Regions from separate parts of the Homo sapiens genome. Here region 1 is linked to region 2. A link is a loop called in an ENCODE intact Hi-C map of the cell type or tissue named here. Cell type or tissue: IMR-90. All regions are shown on one strand. Each heading gives the region's core, and the rest is flanking DNA. Links, peaks and the distances in the headings are about the cores only. Region 1 overlaps CPB1 (carboxypeptidase B1). Region 2 overlaps AGTR1 (angiotensin II receptor type 1).

What was found. A loop is a pair of places that touch in the nucleus more often than their neighbours do. Peaks named below come from ENCODE experiments on the same cell type or tissue, not always from the same donor. Only the 100,000 strongest peaks of a DNase experiment are listed, where the experiment ranks them.
Region 1: a loop joins it to region 2, with 3 times the contacts of the local background. A loop is called at or near these places in 12 of 110 quality-filtered maps.

The regions. Positions count from the first base shown.
Region 1 is chr3:148,853,079-148,864,221 of GRCh38, reverse strand. It overlaps CPB1 (carboxypeptidase B1), which reads right to left. Exons shown (of 11, transcript NM_001871.3): 10 at 6,681-6,765; 11 at 4,035-4,407. The coding sequence ends at 4,220. Among named protein-coding and RNA genes, the nearest start is that of CPA3, 6.6 kb to the left of the region's middle. In IMR-90, for the core only: no CTCF peak of the experiment used is centred there; no DNase peak of the experiment used is centred there; H3K27me3 peaks cover 475 bases.
Region 2 is chr3:148,719,796-148,732,256 of GRCh38, reverse strand. The region is part of intron 2 of AGTR1 (angiotensin II receptor type 1); the gene reads right to left. Among named protein-coding and RNA genes, the nearest start is that of AGTR1, 28 kb to the right of the region's middle. In IMR-90, for the core only: a CTCF peak has its summit at 4,792 (motif pointing left); a DNase peak (open chromatin) is centred at 8,496; H3K27me3 peaks cover 470 bases.

The DNA of each region.
Region 1 (11,143 bases), core at 3,144-11,143, 130 kb before region 2:
CACAACTTGGTTAATTATGGGAGAATAACACCTTTACCTAGAATCATAGGTAACCTAAAAGAGTAAGTGAATTTATCTAATCAGTTAACTTATTAGAATTTCCTTTTTGAAAACCACCTCTTCACATTGACAAACGTATAGCTGACTGTAGATAAAACTTCTCAGAGTCACGCTTATGTACTATCAAAATAGTGTGGTTGGAGACACGCCCCTGTTATATATACAGCAGCAGTAATTCCATTCTTCTCTATCTGATGGGTGTGTGGTAGAACTCGGGACTTTTTTTTATTTCCCCAAATGGATTTTCCGGCTCCAGCCTTGCAGGTAAGGAAGAGGAGGGTTTTACAAATGCCTTCATGTTCTTGACACTGGGCAAGCTCACCAGCACTGAGAACTCCCAAAGCAAATGCTTGCTCCATTGCTTTTGACTAAAGATACTTTTGACCAGGGAACAGTGAAAAAGAAAGACCTTGACTTTGGGTTTCGACAGACATCACTTCAATGTGGCTCCCACACGCTAGCTACATCCCCTTGAGCAGGCTGCCTAGTTATTCTGGGCCTTGGTTTCCTCATTTGTAAAATGGGAATGCTAATGTGACTCTAACAAGTGGCTGTGAGGCTTAGTGAGACAGGATATGTTAGGGACTTCGTGGTAGGTGCTAAAAAACACGTCCATGCTCTCTAGACAGTTGATAAAATGTTCATGTGCTGTCAACAGAGACTTCCAGTGGGCCACTGCCAGCCTGCAGAACCGGTATCAAAATAGATCATGTGGTAGATTAAAGTGGTGGCCGTGACCTTTAGGGATAAAATATGTCTCTGTATTTGTTTTCATGTGGACTACTTCAATAATTTTTTTTAATGTTATAGCTTTGCTTTTTAGAGTTTTATTTTCTGATTCTAAAAATTATAAATGCCCATTGAAAATGATTCTGGAAAATACAGGAAAGGTGAAAGAGGAAAAATAGAAATCCTCTTAATTTTAGAATTCTGTTATATTTTCTTGAAGCTGTTTCCTCTGTGACTGGTTTTAAAATTGTGTGGAGAAAGCTTCTATGTCTGTTTTTCAGGTCAAGTAGGAAGAACACTTTTATTTTATTTGGGGAATCTAGGTGAGTGCTTTGAGGACTTTGGTATTTCTCAGGATAAGACTTTGTTAATAAATAAAAGTACATCTTTGGCTTCTTAATAGATTACATATTGGCAATTTCTTCTTTCTGGAATATGATATAAACATGTGATGTGTTTGAGACTCCCACTGCCTCTCCAATCTATTTAGCCTCTGAAGAAAAATACAATAGATGGATTTCAATAATGTTCTAGAGCTTTTTCTCAGAACAAGCGCTATTTCTTGGCAAGCATAGATCAGTGCTGCCTTATATTACTGCATCAAGATTTATAAAAGGTCTTGGCATATGTGTGGGTAGGATGAATAATTGTCAAACCCCGTATCATTTTAGGATTGACTATGTAAGACTGTGATGTTTCACAGATTAAATCAACCTCTTTAAAAAGTGACTTAGAGGTGAATACTTCATGCAGCCATAATTTTCCATCTTTCTTGAGCTCTGCACTTTCTATGGTATTTGTAGTAGTGCACGTCTAGCCATGATTTAAAATATCACCATATAGTTTAGCTATGCTTTTCTCTATATATTTTTAATCATTATCACTCAGCAGAACCCTTTTTGCCCCCAAATTAACATGTTAACTTGCTATGGTCTGCCTTCTTTTCCTTCTAGAAATTCTCTCTTTGACCAATTCATATAGGTCAGCTTGCAGAATAAGATGAACAAATGGCATATGATTCTAGGTATGTAGGAATTCCATAATCCAGATGAGAAAATCAGTCTTGCTATTTTCTACCCACACCACTTGAGAAAGAAAGATTCAGGGGCTACTCTTGTGCTGTTGGTTCACTGTTGCTTTGGGAGCTGAGAGCTTGGAGCTGAAGGAAAGGCTCAGAGCCTGCTCTGGGATCTCAGGGTGGGAGTGGGATAAAAGAGGGAGAAGAAGAGGTATCCCCCCAACCTGGGGCTCTCAGGTGGGCAAGGCTGGGTGGACTCACAGCAGTCTCTGATTAGCTGGTCAGATACTACTACAGTGAAGACTAAGGCAGATTTCTCTTTCTGTTTTTCTTGGTTTTGCCCAGGCAAGTGGAAATTCTACCCAGCTTCCTGTTAACTTTCAGTAGACAGTGGTCATAGTAAAAATTTCTCAGGTGCAGGACATCTCAGATACATGGGATTTCAAATAAGAATATTTGCATATTTGCTTTCCTATTCTTTGTTCTTACCCTTAAAAATTCCTTGGAATTTTAAAAAAGCAGTCCACATATATTATTCCTAATTTCTATTTTAAAGCATTCAATTTAGGGAATTAGGAGAGTTCTTTGTGGTTTGCCAAGATTTCCATACTTTGGGCCACAGCTTCCCTTAGTCAGGGGTTGGTGTTACTTGCCAGAGATAGCAAGGGAGTATCCTGTGGAACAGGAGTTTAATGATACACCTCCAGCAAGATTACCTCACTCAGGTAACTATGGCTATGTTAGCCCTCCAATACACAAAGTGGATATAACTTAAAGAGTAGGAGGAAGAATATTTAGCTAAATTACATCTATTTTTAAATTACCACCAATGTTGCTGACAAATTAATGGGATTTTTTTTTTTCACATATGGTTCTCTGTCTATTTAAATGATGTATTACTAAATGAGTTTGAAGATGAGTGTGTGACACATTGTAGCAGCTGCACTGCTACCACCTAGTGGACAATTAATGCAATTAATTATTCTTTGGCTTGACAACTTTCACAAACCGTTGTTACTTCAATGGATTCTCTTTATGAATAGAACACTGTTATAGATATTTTAGCACATCATGCCCTCCCTATATGGAGTCTCATTTTTCTTGAAGCCATATAGAAAGTAATAAGTTAAGAGTCTATGAAAGTAGACTACAGAAAGTCTATAGAAAGTAATGAGTTAATAGTCTATCATTTTTAAGTAAGAGATGCCCCCAAATCGTAACTTTAATACATCTCATTCTATTTTAAAATTTGAACTTGGCACAATACTTCCCAACACAGCATGTCCAATTCCAATCCCGGAAAACATCAAGTTCTGGAGTGATTTTTGCCACTTTCATTGGTCCAAGTGGTCCAGTCAGGGTCCCTGGTATCCTCTTGTCTCACTTCTGATCTGCTTTCCACACCCTAGCCTAGTTGGTGTTCCAAAAACACTGTAACCATGTCATTGATGACTTAATATCTTCAATGGATTTTCATTGTTCTTAGACCAGTGTCCCCAGTCCTTAACGTGACCTCTAAGCTCTGCCTGACATGGTTCCTACCACCCTCCCCAGCCTGTACACATGCTCCTCTTTCCTCAGCTCTCCAAATTTCACCCTCACTGGCTTTCTTCTTATACTTTTGGGATAGCCACAGGCCTGGAAGCGGTGCTCCCTTTGTCTAGCTAACTGTGACTTATTTCTCAGGTTACAGCAGTTTCTGAGGGAGGCTTCTCCCGTACATCAAGCAGGTAGACTTTTTGTATGTTCTTTTTGTGTAGTTCATCCAGCACTTATTTGATTAATGTAAATTAGATTACTAATTAATAAATTGTTAATTAATGAGTTAATTATTTGTGTAATGTCTGTCTTTCCAAAGGGCCTATACACCCATTAAGGGCAGAAATGTTATCTTTCTTTTTCATTGTTCCATCTTCAATTGCTTAGCAAAGTGCATGGCATGTAGTAGACAGCCGATAAAATAACTTTAATGAGCTGAGATGAAAGCTAGACCAAGAAAGATGGTGTCTTTTCATGTATGCCAGGTTTAACAGTCCTAAATTTCCCTTTACATTTCTTCTTAGCTCACAAGCCTCCCACTATAATCAGTGCATCTACACCCTGATGGTCTCAGCCAGCACCCCAGGATGTTAACTCCTATACAGCTGACCGGATCCTCACTGTGCACGGCTTGCTTAGTCATTCATTCACATCAGTGTTTCCCCAAAGAAGTAGACCATATGTCAAGTTTTCCAATAGTAATGATTCACTTTTATTATGATCAATACGAAAAGATCTACCTAGTTTAATAGACCCAGAAGCTTAAAAGAAAGATTGGGATCTGCAAAACATCCAGGCAAACCAAAATAAGAATTCAAGAAAGAAAAGAAATGAAAAATGAGAATTTTGAAACAAGGCCATCAGCTTTCTCAACTAGTACAGGTGTTCCAGGACGTAGCTGGCAACATACTTGATTGCCAGGAAGGTCTCCTCGCAGGTAGCCCGGATCTGGGATTCTGGAAGGAGAAAGCCATATCTGCCTGTATCTCGAAGTTCAAAGGTGAAGGAATATCTGATTCCTTGGTCATAAGCCCAGTCGTCAGAGCCCCCAGCAGCAGGATCTGAAATGTGCAAACAGCAGTGAAAAAAAACTTTAAATCTAGGAAGGAGCTTTAAAAAATTGCCAGTTTCTTTTTTCATTACAAATGTTTCACTGTGCAAAATATTTTGAGTAGGCCAATTTTCTAGTAAACTGGATCATAAATGTTATGGGGGCTGTTTTAAAAAATTACTCCAACCTTATTAAACGTATCACCACTTCACTTTGTAGAAATGATGTGTTTAATACTTCAGAAAGTACGTAATCTGTAATGCAAAATTCCCAGTGTGCTTGTATGCTATGGTAAACTACACTTTATATGTGAAAGGATGTGTATCTCTCAGGAAAATAAGGAAAGCCGTATGATGATTGGCAAGAGGAGAAAACTCTAAACCCGGCTGAAACTGTGCCAAACGATAAGATTGAAGAAGCTGAGGGCAGGGCTATGCCTTCATTTTCATATTTTTAGTGTTTATCTAGCATAGGGCCTGGTGTAGATAAGGTATATGTTATTAATTTATTCAATAACAATCATGTTGTCACTAACACATAGAATATGTACTAATTAATTCATTTGTTCATTTATTCACTCATCTGTTTTTTCAATCAACAATTGTATAGCCCCCACTGAACAGCAGGCTATGGGCTCAACTCTGAAGATGCCAGAACAAAGGAGAGATGTTGGCTCTGCCCTCCAAAGTCTTACAGTGTAATGGAAAAAGAAGCCTAGTTGAACTGAATAAAACATGCACCAAGTTCACCATATATAAATAGGTGGGCTATCTCTGCTAGAAACCCCTTAAGAAAACAGTATGCCTCATATGATTCAGAGCAGTTTTTTAAAAATAATAAAAATAAAGAAAATTGTATTTTGCATAAAGGCTTAAAATAAATCCCAACAACTCAGGACTGGAGCCTCTCCAACTGCACTGGAGGCCACTTGATGATGAGACTGGGTCTTTTGTCATGTGTGTGTTTCAATTTCTTTCCAACCTCAGGCAGAAAGAAACCATTTGAAGGCAAAGGAAGATATACGTAGAAATTGAAAATGAGGCCTGTGGAATGTGCCTTCCAGATAAATCTAAGCTGCAGCACCCACAGCTCTTGGGTCTAGCCCCTACCACTCTAGCCACTTGCTTGCATACACTGAGTGTCTAATTAGAGGGACTGGTGTCTACCTCTTGAAGGTGACTTGTGCCTCAGGTAGCCCTGGTACTTGTTTGTCGTCTGTTTAGCCAAAAAAACACTCTGTCTTTTTTTTTTTGAGATGGAGTTTTGCTCTCGTCGCCCAGGCTAGAGTGCAGTGGCAGGATCTCAGATCACTGCAACCTCCGCCTCCCAGGTTCAAACGATTCTCCTGCCTCAGCCTCCCGAGCAGCTGGGATTACAGGTGCCCGCCACCACGCCTGGCTAATTTTTTGTATTTTTAGTAGAGGTGGGGTTTCACCATGTTGGGCAGGCTGGTCTCGAGCTCCTGATCTCGGGATCTGCCTGCCTCGGCCTCCCAAAGTGCTGGGATTATAGGCATGAGCCACTGCACCCGGCTGAAAACACTCTGTCTTATATTTTCCTCCAGCAACAATCCTTTCAGATAAAACTTTTGTGTCATCATCTTGGGAAGTTAATTCTGATACTGTGGGGTTGGTTGGTCTTTGGGTGTGTTCTTTCCTTGTGCATCCTAATGTCACAGCACTTAGCACCTGTATCACAAAAGACTGCTTATTTTTGCTGCTTCCCTACTGCTAGTTCTTTAAAGATTGCCCTGATCTCCCTCCTTCCTTTTCTCTTTTCATCTTTTCTTCTCTCTATTCTTACTTTCTTGTTCTCTTAGTGCCTAGTAAGGCCCTGGCACATAGTAAGTGCTCAGTAGATGCTTACAGGGAGGAAATGTCTCTGTGGGTTGAAAAGGATATTTTTCTCCTCCTCCCTTTTTATTTTGAGATAGGGTCCTGCTCTGTCACCCGGGCTGGAGTGCAATGGTGCAATTATAGCTCACTGTAACCTAGAACTCCTGGGCTCAAGTGACTCTCCCGCTTCAGCCTCCTGAGTAGCTGGGATTACAGGTGTGCATGACCAGCTAATTTTTTAATTTTTTTTAGAGAAAAGTTTGCTATGTTGTCCAGGCTTTCCCTCCTTTTTTTTTTTTTGAACAGAAAACTGATTACATATTTTAGAAAAATTTGCTGTGAGGCAAAAGCCACATGCTTTAAACTATCAGAAAAGAAAGGCCCCAGGAACCTTTCGTTGGCTTTTTAGGCACATGGTTCTTTGCACAGTTCTGAAGCCAAGACTCACAGATTGTTGTAGCTCCCGGGCCATATGTGTACTTGGTGCCGTGCAGTGAGGCAAGTTCTTTCACAGTAGCTTTAGCCAGGGCATTCTGCAAAAGAAACAGGAATAAGTAAGGAAATAAATAAAAGCACACTGCCAAACAAATGCCCTGTACATTATTTTTAAGGCATTCAAAGCATGTAAGTAACAATTTGGATCGTATTATATGCTTATTCAGGACCCATTTTCATTTTTCTACTTAACCTAGTGATATGATCCAAGTAATTCTTGTGCAAGAATGTCTTCCCTAATACCCTCCCCAAGCATTCACTCTGAGCCTCTATTTATCTTGTCTTGTAAGAGTTTGTAACAGAAAAGCAGGAGACAAGGAAGTCTTTATGGTTGTGCAAAGAAGTTGTTTACCTGTTTGCAGGCAAACAAACCAAAACACACGCATGCAAAAACGCAAAGAAAACAAAGCAAAAAAAAAAAAAAAAAAAAAACACTTGGCAATGTGGCAGTTTATAAAGCCAGATTAAGTTACAATAGGGTTGTGTGAGTTAGGGCAGGAGCATTAGAAACTGCACATAGGAATGGCTAGTCAATGCAACATTCAGTGCCAGCATGAAAATGCTTAGGAATTGGCAGTTCCAAGGATGAGTGGTAGCTCCAGCTTGGAAATTTTTTAGACTAAAAAGTTAGAGAATATTCATTCTATTTCAAAATGCAGAACATTTGAATTTCAGAATTAAAAAAAATTGTTAGGTATTAACTTACGTGTAATCTTTTTTCTTAGAAGCATCATCACCTTCTCATAAGAACCATTGCCCTCCAGTTCCCTGCACCCCACTCCTAGGGAAAGGCTCTCTGCGCTCAGAAACTCTGTGGTAAAACTCCACTGACATACTGCCTATTTAAATAAAACACTTGAGAAGCAAGGCCTGGCTCAGCTGTCTGGGGAATACAGATTTGAAAAACAAATTATTTACTGCAGGAGAATTAGCCATAATTCATTCCGGTTATGAAACCGGCTATATTTCATACTTTGGCATTATAATTACTTCTTCTACATATGCCTGGAAAACTGTGAGGTTGGTGATGAAATCAGAATAATATGATTTTTACAAAGTAGGAATTTTCCTTTCCTTATTCTAATGTTGAAACTAGTTTAGTAGAATCTTATGTCAAACTGATGAGGGCGTGGCCGTAAGACTTCAAGGATTCCAATTCCTATAGCATTAATACTTTATCAGCCAGGTGGTAAATTAGAAAACTTAAAAAGAGTTATTAAATGTAACTCATTATTTTCTGTTCTGGTCCACTGAAATGATGCAATCAGCTTCCTGGAACTAACATTATTCTCAGAGTTTTGGGTCGGTACTTGCAAATTTTAGGGTTCCATTTTCCTATTTCTAAACTGATAAACTAAGACATGCTTTCTCTAACTGCATGAAATCTTTACTGTTGTGGCCTAAATATATTGCTCCTCTTGTTTAATCTTATTGTAACGAAGACACTAGATTTAGATTTTTTTAACCCTTTGTTTAAACCCTTAGGTTCCACTGCCAATTGAAACCAGAACCAGTTAAACATTACATAATGCTCATAATAGATTTAAAACCATCTTCTAGAGATGTGAAACATGGTGAGGCAATAGTTCTTTTTGTAGGTAAACATGATATTTTCTACCATTCTACAATTTCTTTATCTTGCCATTTATCAAAGGAAATCTCCAGTTAGTTATTTATCTGAAAGGCAGAACCTCTGATCTTAAAGAATTCTTATTCCTTCCCTGGTTGCCTTCTTCAGGCTTTACTTCAATTTTTCCTTAAGCCTTGAATTATTATTTTTAGTTAGTAGAAATATGATTCTTCAATATTAGTTCCAAACATATAAAGTTACGAAGACTAGAGAAGATTTAATAGTCATTGTCATTATCTATTGGACTCGTGTGTTGATTGATTGTCTTTCAAGTCTCTCAATATATTTACTGGTGCAATGTAGTAATACAGTTTTCAGACAAAACCAAAGGGGGCTACTTGTGATCTGTTATCTCTTTTGACTTATTATATCAATTTAGACATGATTTCCATTAAGGCCACAGAAAAATGTTTAGTTGTCCTTTCCTCAAACCACACTCTGGGCATGTGAAGTGACATCCAAGTTCTCTCTACACCGTCATCGGCATCTTTTGGCAACAGTTGCTCTATTTTTTTTTTGATGCTGAAGCAATATCTGAGGTTGATGTGAGCTTAAAAAGGTTGTTATTTTATTCCTGTCACAGGTGCACACTGGAGGAACATTTAGTTTATGCCTAAGTTCTCAGCTCTTGTCCTCAGTTGCTCTCTCATTTTGATATCCACCTCATCTCTCATCTTCTGAAGATCACCTCATCACCACGTCTTCGATGGCTCTATCATGTCAAACCTCTTTTGGCAAAAACAGTTGTTGCAAACCAGGTCCGGCCTTGTCTCTCAGGCTACATTATTTGTTGTGCATTCCCGTGTTCCTTCTGAGGTAGATTTTCCTGAATTACTTCCCTGTACACCCTTTCCTGCTTCTCCTGACCTCCATGACTGTGGGTACCCTTTTCTCTTCACTGGAATCCTCTTTCTCTCTTTACTAATATGGATAATTGCTATTGTTTTTCCAGATTCAGTTTTAGTGTTATCTTCTTTGTGAAGCTGCCTCTACTCTCTTAGGAAGCATTGAGCCCCTCTCCTTTTTGGGGGCCCACACTTTTATCAGGGTTCACTGTATGCTATAATCAGTTGTTTTTGCATCTATTTCCTCACCAGGTGAGCTCCTTGAAGGAAGGAATTGTTGGCTATTCATTTTGTATCCTCAGCAGATTGCACAGCACCTAGCACATGATTAGTTGACTGAGTCTAACACTCTGGCTTAGGGGCATTATGAATAATCAAGATTTGGGTGGAGGTACAGAGTGCTGAGCTTTGCAGAGGCTGAACCCACCTGAGTGGAGATTGGGGATGCTTCTGGGGGAGGGCAGTGGTACCATTTATTGATGGTTGATAGGATGCCACATTTAGACATTGACATCTTCTGTGCATTTTACTTATTTCTATTAATTAAAAAAAAAAGTCTATGAATCCTTTCTCTTAGCCCCTCCAAGGCCAAAAGACAAAAAAAGTCAGAACAGACATTAATCAAGTAAAATATCATATTTTAAATTCCAATTATCTTAACAAAAATCCCTGGAATCAGTGTGGGTCTTTTCTTTAGAAGAGTTCAAATAATTTCACAAATGTTACTCATTTATCTTCTCAACATTATCTGTCCATATTTCACCAACACAGAATTTTCTAGCAGAATGGAATTCCACCTGGGGCAGCAAGCTCAGTGGGAATGTTCCAATCAACCCAGATGACTGACCCCTGCTAAGAATGGTAGAGAGAAAGGTAATTCTTGCATTTGCTACAATTTAGAGTGGTAACTCTTTTCCCTTCATGTTTCTGTAAAAAGAGATGAGGGCAGATGATGGAAGAACCAAGAAGCAACGACACAGCAGAGAACTCGGTCCATATCTTGAAACTCCAATTAGTGATGATTTCTATAAAACTTGCCTTTTGAGGGACATCTTACATTGTTTCTCAGTGGATTCAAAATCAGAACTAACATTTACATAAAAACTTAAGCTTTACAAAGAGCTCTTGATAAGAGCTAGATATTTTTATCCCCATTTTACAGATAAAAGAACTAACACTCACAGAGGATAAAAGAACTTGCTCAAGGGCACACAGCCCCATAAGTGGCTGACTTGAGCTAGGTTCTTCTTTCTTTAAATCCTCTGCTCTTTTTCACTTCTCCTTGTGGCCTTGGAATACTTCAAAAGAAGTGTTGCTGGAGCTGGTTTTACCAATTGTAAAGAACAGAAGGAAGCTAAATATAAACCAGCCTGAGAGAAAACTTTGCTTTCAGTCAAGGCCAAACATGGTCAGCCTTTATTAATCCTTAGCTATGAATTTTCACATCTTATGCATGTTCTCTTTTGTCATCTGTTTCCTCAAAATGAGGCCTTGGTCCTAGAGCAAAAGACAGAGAGAGTCTAAAATGTCACATCTAGCTCGTAGCCCAAGAGACAAAGTAAAAGCTTAGTGTAATGTTTCTCCAGGCATTGAGTTCCAAGGACCTGGTGAGATGAATAAGGAGAGGATATTCTTTTCCACTGACCTGCATTCCCATCGAATATATGATAAAGAAACTCCCCTTTCGTGACTGTGCACATAGCCCTTGTTCCAATCTCTTGTACACAGCCAGCATCATGACAGGGGGCTGCCTCTTCTAATCTTCCAGTGACCCATTATTACAGCATAAGAAAACAAAAGCTCCAAACCAACTATAAGGTATAAAACAATTTAAAGAAAATTTTCTGTAGAACTTTGTTTCTAACTGAAAGTTCTGAGTTTAGCCATCCCTATGGGTGAATATTTGTGATAAGAGAAACATCAAAATAATCCTTAACTGCA
Region 2 (12,461 bases), core at 784-8,783:
CCTTACGTTATTTATTGACACTACCAAGTCAAAGAGTACAGTTTGGAACATGGTTGAAAATCAAAATTAAAAGCTTGCCATGAAGTTAGAGAGTCAAGATTACATGGTCCTGTGAAGAGGGGGGCGCAATGTGATACTGTTAAAATAACATAGAAAATCAACCCTATTCTCAGATTCTTTGTAAGAAAATACAACTTTTTAAAGTTTAGCAATTAGTTAATGTGGTCTAATTGCCCAGATAAAAACACAGAGGTGAGGGCAGAGTATTATAAGAGAACTTCAAGAGAAGGTTTCAACATTCTGAAGTTAAAGGGCCTCTGTTCTAAGAAAACTAAAGCTATAAGGGTCATATTTATTTGATTTTATCACATAGTTTCCTTTTCTTCCATCACAGTTTTGTATGCATTATAGTTCTTTACTTTTTATTTATTGATTGATTAACATAAAAATGCTGTAAAAATTGAGGAAGAGCAGAACAGCCTGGAAGAGAAAGCACTGGACTGCTGTCCTGGCAAAGAGTCTGCTCTGCCAGTAACCGGCAACACAATCTTACATGGCAATTTAATCTTTCACTTTGGTTTCCTTTAAATATTACAAGATATTTAGAATGAGAATACCAACACCTGTTCTCACCTCTATTTCATGGACTGCTAAAAATAAAAAGTTCTTTGGAAGACATAAAAGCATTTTTAAAAATATAATTGTTCTATAATACAAGGGTAAGTAAAATGAATTAAATAAAGCTCAGACTTTCAAAATATTACTAAATTTTTTTATTCGGAAGTTCAGCAGAAATATTTTTCATTATTATAATAATGTTTTTAGTTTGAAGAATTATAACAAGGCACTTGATTAACCCTGAAAGAAAAGTAAAATAGTAGATATTGGATTGCTTCTACATTTACTACTTGTGGCAGCAAATGTTTGGGTACAAACTGACCCCTCAGGGCAAATCTGAACAACGTATATATTTTCTTTGGTCCTCAGAGTATTTACAGCTTTTGGGACTTGAATTTTCTGTAGTTCACTAATACACCCCTCTATTTTCTGGTTCTTTAGTTCAGTGCTGTCCAAAAGAAATAGAAAGTGAGACACATATATAATTGTAATTTTTCTATTAAAAACATTTGACATGTAAAAAGGAACAGGTAAAATTAATTTTGATAAAATATTTAATCCAATATATCCAAACTATTGTCATTTCAACATGTAATCCATATAAAATTATTAAGATATTTTACATTTTTTGTACCATGTCTTCAAAACCCAGGGTATAATGTATGCTTCCAGGACACCTCAGTTACACTAGCGACATTTCAAGTGCTCATCACACTGGGGCTGGCTGCTGTACTGGAAGCACAGTGTAGGTGCTTTTACTCACAGACGTCCCCTAGTTGGCCCCTCTAGCAATGGTTCTGAAAGTGTGGTCCCTGAAACAACAGCATCAGCATCACCCAGAAATTTGTTAGAGATGTAAATCTCTGGCCCCACCACAGACCTACTGAATCAGAAACTCTGTGGGTGGGGTTCGGCAAGCTGTTTTTAATGAGCCCTCCAGGTAATTCTGATACACACTAATATTTGAAAAGCACTGCCCTGTAGGCAACTTAATTTGCAACTCTGGCTTAAATGCTGATAATCCTGATGAACAGGCAAAACCAATCCAACAAACAACAAAAGTACCCTCAGCTAAAATGTTTTCATTTAACATTTATGAAGCATCAAAAACTGAATATGAGAAACTTACTCATTAAACTGCAGATTTCTATTACACATTCAGGACTGGCGTAAAGTGTGCCCAGCAGGATGTCATCTAGTAAAATCCCCTTTGCAGCTGCTCACAGATATCTGAAATTCCTATAATTCAGGTAGGGTGGAATACCCACCTTCATACCTTCTCAGGAAGAACTAAGATCTACCTGAGAAGAAACACAATGGCTCAGGTGACAACCAGAGTTAAGACAGTGGGAAGAGCATAGTGATGGGAGCCAAAAGTTCTGAATTAAGCACATGATTTACCTCCTCTGAGCTGTGGAGCCTTTGGACTGTCAGTTGACTTGTGATTCATTTTCTTCATCTGGAAAATGATGATAATAATAATAATGTTCACGATGAGGATGATGAAGTAGCAAGCATGTGTCCAGTTTGGTGCAAAACATTGTTGGAAACACCGAATGAGATCATGGATCTGGAGGTGCTATGAGACCCTAGAGCTTTGGAACTTTTGTTGGTGTTATTAAGTTCACACTGTGGTGTAAATGGCTAATTTAATTTATTTTTTTCCCTGCGAGCAAATTTGGGTAAGAGAAATTGGGAAACTACACGTGGTGCTAGAAGTGGAAGAAACTAAAGTACCAGCAAGGGGTGGAAAGACTCAGAGAGGGGAGGCTGAAAGGCACTGCTGAGAGGCTGCTTGGACCAGACTGTTTCGCCAGCTCTGAGAATTCCTTTTGAGTATTACATAATTTTTAAACATAAATTACAGTGATATTACATCACTGTAATAAAAATATTTAGACCATTCTATCTACTATTATCTACCACTCCATTTCTTTTCTATGTTAGGCTACTTGCGTTTTCTAATTAAATATCCTGTGATAAGAGACACCGATGCCAGGCCAATAAAAGGTAAACAACACTTTGCCAACTGAAAAATAAGATGAGCTACTGGTGACTGCTGCTTCCTGTGAAAACTTCATTAGCAATAAATGAGTTACCAGATGTCACACATCAGATTTGAAATTAAAATATATTCCCAGTAGTTGTGTGCTGTCTGAGCAGAAGTTAAAAACGAACTCTTTCCAAGAGAATTGCAAAAAATAATGCACCAGTTTTTGCCTTCTGGTTGTTTGTTCCTCCTCTAAATGTAAAATAAAATGCACGTTCTGGGTTGTGAAGTGGAAATATAGCATTTCTGCATAGAAGGCTATGTAGGGAAGTGGCACATTACTCAAATAGCAGTAACTCCTTAAGGACAGGAGAATTTTTTTAACATCCTGTGCCACACCAAGACCATCATCTCCTCTTGTTTTTAACTTTGCCATCGCAAGTTCTCCTCTGCTCACCTTCACGTTCAGCACGTGACTTCTGCTTTTATTACCAGCAACAAAACTGTTCAAGTCAGAAACTGTCAACTTTGACTCCACTTGTCCTGAACTATAATAACCGTGTTAGTGCTTTTCTTTCTTCAGGAGATATTAAAACTCTCCTCTGGTTCTTCCAGCTAGCTAAGCTGAGGCTCTTGTTCTCAAAGTTACAAGTCTCCAATCCAAAAGCAATTGTGGTTAGGGAAGGAACCCCGCAGTAGGAAATAGAAGAATACAATTTCATTTGAGCCAGCAGAAATTTCAAATAAGCCAATGTGATAGAAATATCTAACACTCTCTAGTTTTTATAAACAAATAATTTTGGCTGAACTTCTTCAGCCCAGTTGCTTTGCAGTTTCAACTGGTTCCAGCTGAAGATCATGGTCACTTGAAATCATTTATTTTTTTTCTCCTCAGTTAACTTTGGTTCTTATCTCCTGCCAGATAGGTGAAGCTTATAAATCAAATTCAGAGGGTAAAAGTGAATTATCATTCTCCATCCACCTCTCGGAGAAATATTTACATGGAACTTCTCTATACACAGAAATTCCCTGAAGCACCTAACAGTTTATTTCTGGATCATTAACTACTTATCAGATGCTGGGTATGTGGAAACTGCTGGCCTTTGGCTTTCACAAGGAAGATGGAGCATTTTTGAGATGATTTCTATCAATGGGGAAAATGTCAATTCAATCTTTTCAGCTTCATAACTTTAGCACAAAATGACATACAAGTGTTTAAGTTCATTTAATGTACCATTATTTTATACTTCTTTTTGTTTCTGCTGATTAACAGAAAGGACTTATAATAGTGGCTTAATATTAGCAATAGTAACACTGATCACTTATTATTCATTGGATGCTTACTATGTGCCAAGTGTTGCATTAATTGCTTTCATTTCTACAAGAGACCTATGAGGGAAGGCATCATTATTCCCATTGCTCAGGTTAAGAAACAGGAATAGAGAGCAGGTCCTTACGTTTTTGACATTCTGTAAGTAATGTTTCAAGGCTCTATTATTATTATTTTTACTTTTTGGCATGGTCATCTCTTTATACTCCAGTCTAGTGCCTCTCAATTAGACTGATTTTGTACTCCAGGGATATTTGGCAATGTCTCGAGACATTTTTGATTTTCCCAATGTGGGAGAGGGAGGTGTGGGGGGTATTACTAGCATCTAGCAGGCAGACAAGTGATACTGCTAACCATTTTACAATGCGTGGGACAGTCTCCCACACCAAAAAATTATCTAATCCAAAATGTCAATAGAGTTGCTACTGAAAAACCCTGCTCTGGTTCCTACTTTTTGTTTTAACCTTTGATAATTTATATCTCTCACCTTTTATGAAATAAATTAACTGTATACTGAATTTTATTGGAGGCTTTTATTTCATGCATTATATCTTCCGGGGAAAACTACAGATCCCTCACAAAAGATAAAATCCTATTGGGTGACCAAAGTCTAAAGCTGTGTTGGGTGCTTAGTAGGAGCTCTCAAACAGGGAGTTTACTAAATATCTGCTGTGTTAGATCATTCTAGAAATTACCTTCTGTAAGCATTTTTCATAACTTCAGGATTCTGCACAGATAAGGCTGAAGAGGGAATTTGAGCTCAGATTCATCATTAGGGTTTCAAGAGATTGATGGCTGTTGTCGTGGCCCCAAGGTCTGCACTGAAGGGAGGAAGCCACCTAGTCCGGAAGTCAAACCCTGCCCTCTTGTGGTATCACTGCCATAGACACTTCGGGGAATCTGACAGGATCAGAGGGCATCGATCTGTATCCTTCCGGTCTGAACTGACTGCAATATTTAAGTGTAAATTCAGCTTGCATTCACATTAGGCCTTTTCTTCTTTGTGGAACAGTACATTAAATATAACATGTAATCAAGGCTTTCATTAGAAACCAAGTGGAGAGAAGAGAGAAAGAGAGAGGACAAAGATACCATACTTAGTTACAAATGTTACTTTCTGGAAGTTTGACAATTACAGAGTTTCACTTACTTAGCTTGATTCTCTGTTACTTGCCTTCTCTACAAAACTGCTTTTCTGACTAATAAAGGCATGGAGTAGTTTTTGTAGGCAAGGAGAAACAATTCTGGGAAAAAGCTTTGTAAGGAGCAATATTAATAGACATCTATGCCCAAAATTTGATTCCTGTGGTATTTTCCCTACAAATTTCTTATAGGCTAGTTCAAGGAGAAAAGCATCATAAAGTTTGAAAGACCAGCTAAATCAGTGGAAATTATACTCTCCCCTTTCCCATTAAGAACTCTATTCTCTTACTATGAAAACACCACTGTTCTTTCTTATCTCAGAGTGCAGCCTTTTCTGTATACTGATGCCAAATGGGTAACATTTTAGTGAGACATTTGAAGTTGTGATATGCAACTCGGTGGGGGACAAACAAGGTCATTTAAAAGGTCTCTTCATTGAGAACATCAGAGCTTTCAAAAGAGGCACACAGCCTTTCCCGCATAATTGGGGGTAAATGAAGAAAAAGCCCATAAAGTACAAAAATTAAAAAAACGGACGGAAACACTCAGAATTAAGAGTGAAAAGATATCATGAATGCTGATGCTGAATCTTAACACACAAAACCAAAGGCAATGAGTAAAAGAGCAATTTAACTTAAGAAGGTGATGAACATAAATCAGTTGACTGCAGGCCAGGCATGTTGGCTCACGCCTGTAATCCCAGCACTTTGGGAGGCCAAGGTGGGCGGATCACAAGGTCAGGAGCTCGAGACCAGCCTGGCCAGCATGGTGAAACCCCGTCTCTACTAAAAATACAAAAATTAGCCAGGCATGGTGGCATGCACCTGTAATCCCATCTACTCGGGAGGCTGATGTAGGAGAATCACTTGAACCCAGGAGGTGGAAGTTGCAGTGAGCTGAGATCATGCCATTGCACTCCAGCCTGGGCAACAGAGCGAGACTCCGTCTAAAAAAAAAAAAATCAGTAGACTGCAGGATTTAGCAAGGGAAAAAAGAAACTTAGAACTAGAATTGGGGGATTCTTCTTCGCTTCTCTAGAAATTGAGATCTTGGACAAATCATTAAACCTTCATTGATCTGACAAATGGAAATAATATTATGAAGCCTCTACCTTGCCCTTGGAAGAGTGTTTTAAGATTATGTGTACAAAATAACTTTTTCAAAAGACAGTATATTATACCCATTCAGTATGAATACACTAGATACAATAAAAAACAAGTTTGCTAAATAGCTGAAGTGCGAAGCTAATTTATAGACCAAGAGATATATATTCAGCACCTAGAATCTTAAAAAGGAATATTAATTTAATTAATGTTAGCAGAGTCTATTATCTGGCTGGACTCATAGGAAACACCACCTTTGCAGTCTCACAGGTCAGGGAGAACCTGTCTCCGGCCGGGTGTGGTGGCTCATGCATGTAATCCCAGCACTTTGGGAGGCTGAGGCGGGTGGATCATTTGAGGTCAAGAGTTTGAGACCAGCCTGGCCAACATGGTGAAACCCCGTCTCTAATAAAAATACAAAAATTAGCTGGGCATGGTGGCGGATGCCTGTAATCCCAGCTACTTGGGAGTCTGAGGCAGGAGAATCGCTTGAACCCAGGAGGAGGCGAAGGTTGCAGTGAGCCAAGATCGCGCCACTGCACTCCAGCCTGGGCAGCAGAATGAGACTTATACATATACTAAGTAAATTGCGTCATAAAATTTTACTTTACAGATGTAATTTGTTGCATTATTATATATGGCCAATAAATTGATTATAATGAAGTTAGAAGCCCTAATAATACAAAAATATATAATGATATAATTTGTTATTAATCCCATAAAGCAATTTAAAGAATTACTTTTGGGGAAGAAGTGAAAGAATAAACACATAAAGTACAAATGACTTTAAGTTAACTTTATGTTGGAGGAAGAAAATATATCACACTATAGACCTTTGGTTGGTGAATCAAACCTCAACTAATTAAATGACAGAAACTTCCTTCAAAATGCAGGATTCAGAGAAAAATTTTGTTGCCTACAGCTCCCCTAGTATTCATATAAGTCTCTTCTGTGAATTATCTGACTTAACATGTGGTAATTGTTGTTTTTTAATAGAATTTCATGAGTTCACTTTCTAATAATTATACAACACTGTATTGTTTCTGGCAATAACATTTTTGGTATTACTTTATTACTATATAAAATAATGGAAAAACAAATTAGGCTAAATATTTTTTGTACTCAGAATAGAGCAGGCAGATTTGTGAAGTTCATTAGGACTTTGTGAGAATAACATAATATGCTAATAATTTTGGATATTTTGATATGAAAAAGATTCTAATTCAGAGAAAATATATTTTTGGAATCAGTCTATTCCAGTAGCTATAGTTGTGTAAATAAGTCAATGATCAGCTTAGAGTCATTCCCTAGATAAATTACATGGTTTCTTTATATCTTATCAGAAACTAGTATGTTCTCTTTACATAAAAAGTCATTCTGCAACTTACGGACTTTTGATTTAGGTTTGGAGGGTAGCTGTATCTCCTGTGAGTCAGGAAGTCACAAAAATGTCTGCTATAGAAAGAAATTCATGGGTCAAATTTATTGATTTTCTTCTTAAGAGAAATACAAGAATATACATGTATACCCTTTGTCTGGTAAACATACACAATTACTATATTATCAAAGATGTTTTGGTTGTCAGGTTATCCAAGTAAAGTCTATTTTAACCTAAAATGTGGTTGAACTACTATTCTCTACAGTCTTTTGTTTTCCTTGTAAGTCAGAGATTCATAAGAGAGTCCTTGTAAGTCAGAGATTCATAAGAGAGTCCTTGTAAGTCAGAGATTCATAGCATTCTATTGTTGTTATGGTCCCTAGACATTATGCATTCCAGGGTTCACATATTCAAATACATATATAGGCTGGGAGAAATAGGTGAAGTGGACATGGTGGTGAATGGAGGGCCCTCCCCCTTTCTTGGAGGGGGGCCACGGGGTCACTTCTCAGCTATAGTCAACTGTGCCAATTGTAATGAGGTGGGGGAAAACAGCTAACTTTAAAATATAAACTTAAAATTTCAAATTTCATGTGAAAGATCCTATTTTAAAATGTTTTCAACTAATATATATATATATTTTAAAACCCAACACTGTGGAACCTAACAGAACTCTTCTAGATTAGATTTAGTTAAAAAGGCTGCCAATTTGAAACTTAGGATCCAGGCCAACCATCTCATTTTAGAACTGAGACGAGACTCCAAGCCCCAGAAAGATGTTGCAGACCCTCATTCCAATGTTTTAACTAGACTGAAGACTTGAAGTATGTCTCTGTTTGTTAGACATTCCCCCTTCCATTCCACATGCAGCGATTCATGGCTGAATAGTTGGAGGTTACGGTAAAACACAGAGATGTGACAGGATGAGTCAACTGTCTACCCTTGATCTCACACAGCCAGCTTGCATAGTCTGCACTTCGTGAGATGTGCCTGACTCAGTCTGAGGAAGCTTTCAGAATGGCAGCCTGAACTTCACCCCTACCCCTCATTGTTCTTGCTAGCAACTTATTTTTCCCTTTTCGTTCTTCTATCCTGGAAAGCATACTGTTACATCTCTTAGAGCTGTTGCTGCTCTGAAGTGCTCCAAAGTGAAGTCTCTATGTGAGTGAATACAGCATAGAATCCATGATTTGGGTATTCTTATACTATTTTGACATTTACTCGACAAATATTATCTTGTGTTCAAAAGGTCATCAGTAGTGAAAGGGACTGAAGCTATTTCATAGAGCCACACTCAGTGGCCCTGGCTAGATGACTGGTGAGGAGTTTACATTTTAAAATATTTTAAATAAATACTGAAAATATTTATTTTTGAATAGTTCTTATCAAGTGTTTCTGAAGTGAACTTTGCTACAAATAGGAAATTATCTGTACATTTATGTTTTAAGGCTACATTTGTCCTTTTGATACTAATGTATTTCCTAAATACATTCACTGCAGATTTGGGAATACACACACATAAAAAAAGTGCAGGAAGAGAACACATTGCTACACTGACTGAGGGAGTTACACAGGATTAATCCTGGATGAATATGGAGTATTTCTGATTAATAGTAACACTTGGCTAGCACATTCATTGTTTGGGATTCTATCCCTAATAAAACTTCCTGGACAAGCAAGTTGATTTTTCAGATTTACTGAAAAATAGTTTAATTCTCATGAGCATATTTCAAACTCTGTACAAGGACAACATGGACATGTATACTTTGGTTAATTGCTTGGTTGGCTGGAAGAACATAGTTCATGATTTCATACACAGCTCCTTGGATGTGAAGCGTTGGGAGATGCAAAAATGCTGACTTCCATATTAATTGTATTTCATGTGAAGAGATAATATTTCATGAGTTTTAACTAGAGTTTTGGGGTAAGTCAGAAAACAGAGACGGAAAATGGTGGTCTGATGATGCAAACTCTTGTAACTGACTCAGAAGGTGCCATGTTGATGACTGCGGATGGCTTGATGGCTACCTCATGAAGAGGCTCAGTCTAGAGTGGAGTATCAGTGCATGAAGGGAGTGGAATCTGTTCCAGGCCAGCAGGGACCAGAGTGAGATGAGAAAGGGGCTACAGAGTGGCACCCTCCCGCCTCTTCTTAGAATGAAGGACTTTTTCTGAGAGTTCAGCATTAAGAAAGGATGAAGCATGAAGTATTCAGCTGCTGGGAGGAAACTCAGCGTCCAGGGAAGAATGTTGTGGGGATGTGAAACAAATGTAGTCTTAGCATCTGAAGTCTCAGTTTAAGTTTTCATCTCAGACATTGTAGTTTTCATCTCTAGAAGTTCAATTTCAGTCTTTTTTATATCTCCCATGTCTTCATTTAATATGTTCAAACTTCCATCAAGCATTTTGAACATATGAAATAGTCATAATAACCATTTAATGTAATAGTGTAATAATCCTATCATCTGTGTCATTACTGACTGGGTCTGTTTCTATTCATTTTTTTCTTTTTATGGGTTGTACTTTCCAGCTTCTTCGCATGCCTGGTGATTTTATAATGGATGCTAAACATTGTGAATTTTACTTTGTTGGATATTGGATGCTTTTGTATTCCTACAAAATTTCTCCAGTTGTTTTCTGAAAAGCAGTTGAGTTACTTGCAAATAATTTAATTCTTTTGAGTCTGACTTTTACGGTTTCTTAGGTGGTACCAGAGCAGCAATTAGTCTAGGGCTAAATTTTTCCCATTCCTGAGGCAAGAACCTACTGAGTATGCTACCTGATGCTCCATGAATTATGAGACTTTCCACTGTGGCTGGTGGAAATAGCAACTATTTTCTAGCTCTTGATGACCTCTGGGGCTTGTTCTCTCTAATACGTTTGGGTGATTATTTGCCCACATGCACTGAAGCACAAGGGGTACCATTTGCAGATCTCTGGGTTCTCTGTGCAGCTCTCAACTCTCTGGTACTCTGAACTCTAGCCTCCTTGGCCTCTCTGGACTCCCAGCTCTGTGTCCTTAACTCAGAGAGGACCTCGAGTTCTGCCTGGGTGTACCATCCCTGTATCATGCCTGCAAACTCCCTCCAGGCAGTGGGCTGGGACAATCCCAGGTCATTTGTTTCCTATCCTCCAGGGATCACTGCCCTTTGTTATCTGATGTCCACTCTCTTGAAAACCATTGTTTCATATGTATGTCCAGTTTTTAAAATTGTTTTAGGTGGGGAGGTAAATCTAGTCCCTGTTATTCCATCTTGGCTGGAAGCAGAAGTCTCTGGATTTGAGTTTTGCTCCTACATCTTACATGCTACTTGATTTTGGAAGAACTACTCGGCTTCATCCTCCTCTTTGCCCATTTATGAAGTGGGGATAATACTGCAATGATTAATCGATGGAGTCATATAGGGGAAAACATGTTATAGTCTACATGATTAGGCAAAGGAACACTCATACACTGAGAGTGGGCTTTTACCAAAAGGACTGGAGCTGAATGAACATTTTCTCTCCCGAGCAAGATAACCTGAGCCACTTTTTCTTGACCACACAGGGATAACTACCTTCTTTGTTGCCCTCTAGCCAATTAATGACCTTGCCCTTTTACCTTTCTGAACCTTATAGGACAAACAGACAACTCACCTCGTCCCAGAACCCATGGGGCAAAAAACAAGCTTATCTGAAATGTTTTGCCAAAGCTATACCTACACAGGATTATAGCACCACCAACAAATTCTGTGTGATTTGTAGTAATAAAAATCTCATTTGTTCTTATTTACACCTTAATTTAAAATAATCCTTTTCACTAAACTGTGAAGTAGAATGAATAAAACTATTAATTGAGAACATCTGCCCACAATTATAAATATATGGAATTCACTTAGTTATAATCAGTACATTAACATTTGAAAAGAAAATGATTTTTTAATGCAAAGATATCTTTCTTCTGACATATTAAAATTCCAACACACTAAAGTAGTAACGTGAGTAAAAAAATAATAAAATCCTATGGCTTTTTTATTGCATGTTTATTTAGGCCAAACCGGTACGAGGCAGCTAGATTAATTACTTTTATACTGTTAAGTACTGTACATAGTTAATTATTTCATCTAAGTTGTGTGTGAGCCAAACCTGTGAATTACTATTCATGCAGGGCAATGATGATAATTTATGTACTCCCTCTATGCTACAGCTTGTTAATATATTATTTTTGATTTGAAACTAGATGTTAAAAGTTTGCAAGAGGCTTTTAGACTACCCCACGACATAAGTTCTAAAATTATGGATTTGAAAAATGAGGTCGACAACATGCTATGATAGGAAGTTATTTAGATGATGGAATTTTAATAATTTGGTATGAAAAAATACATTCTCCCATGTTTTCTTCTGATCTGTTGACACTTATGCTTTGAGCCTCTGTGTGTGTGTGTGGTGTGTGTGTGTTTCTGCTTGATTTTATGATGTGGTTGTTTTTTGGGTCCTTAGCTTCCTACACATCTACCACATGCACAAAACCTGTTTTCACCCACTCTCCCAATATGGCTAATCAGATATTTAATTGTAGCTACCTCTAACCCAATAGCTTCAAGTGGTTAGAGAGATGCTCACAACTACCATGAACTTTTCAAGATAAAGAGATGACACTGAATCTATTTTTAAAATGTGAGATCAACTTCTCAAAACTTCAATAACAGATTCCCAGAGATACTTGTACATAGTGAAGTGAAAGAGAACTTTAAATGTTTTACAGATCCAAATATTAAAAATTTAACAGAAGTTATTAAAGTAAAAGAGCAAACAAAGAAGAAATGAGTAAAAACAAAATATGTAACTAAAAAATAAAGAGAGCTGTCATAGAACCGGCTTGCTGCTCTGGGTGGCCCTGGATGGGCAGCGTTAGCATCA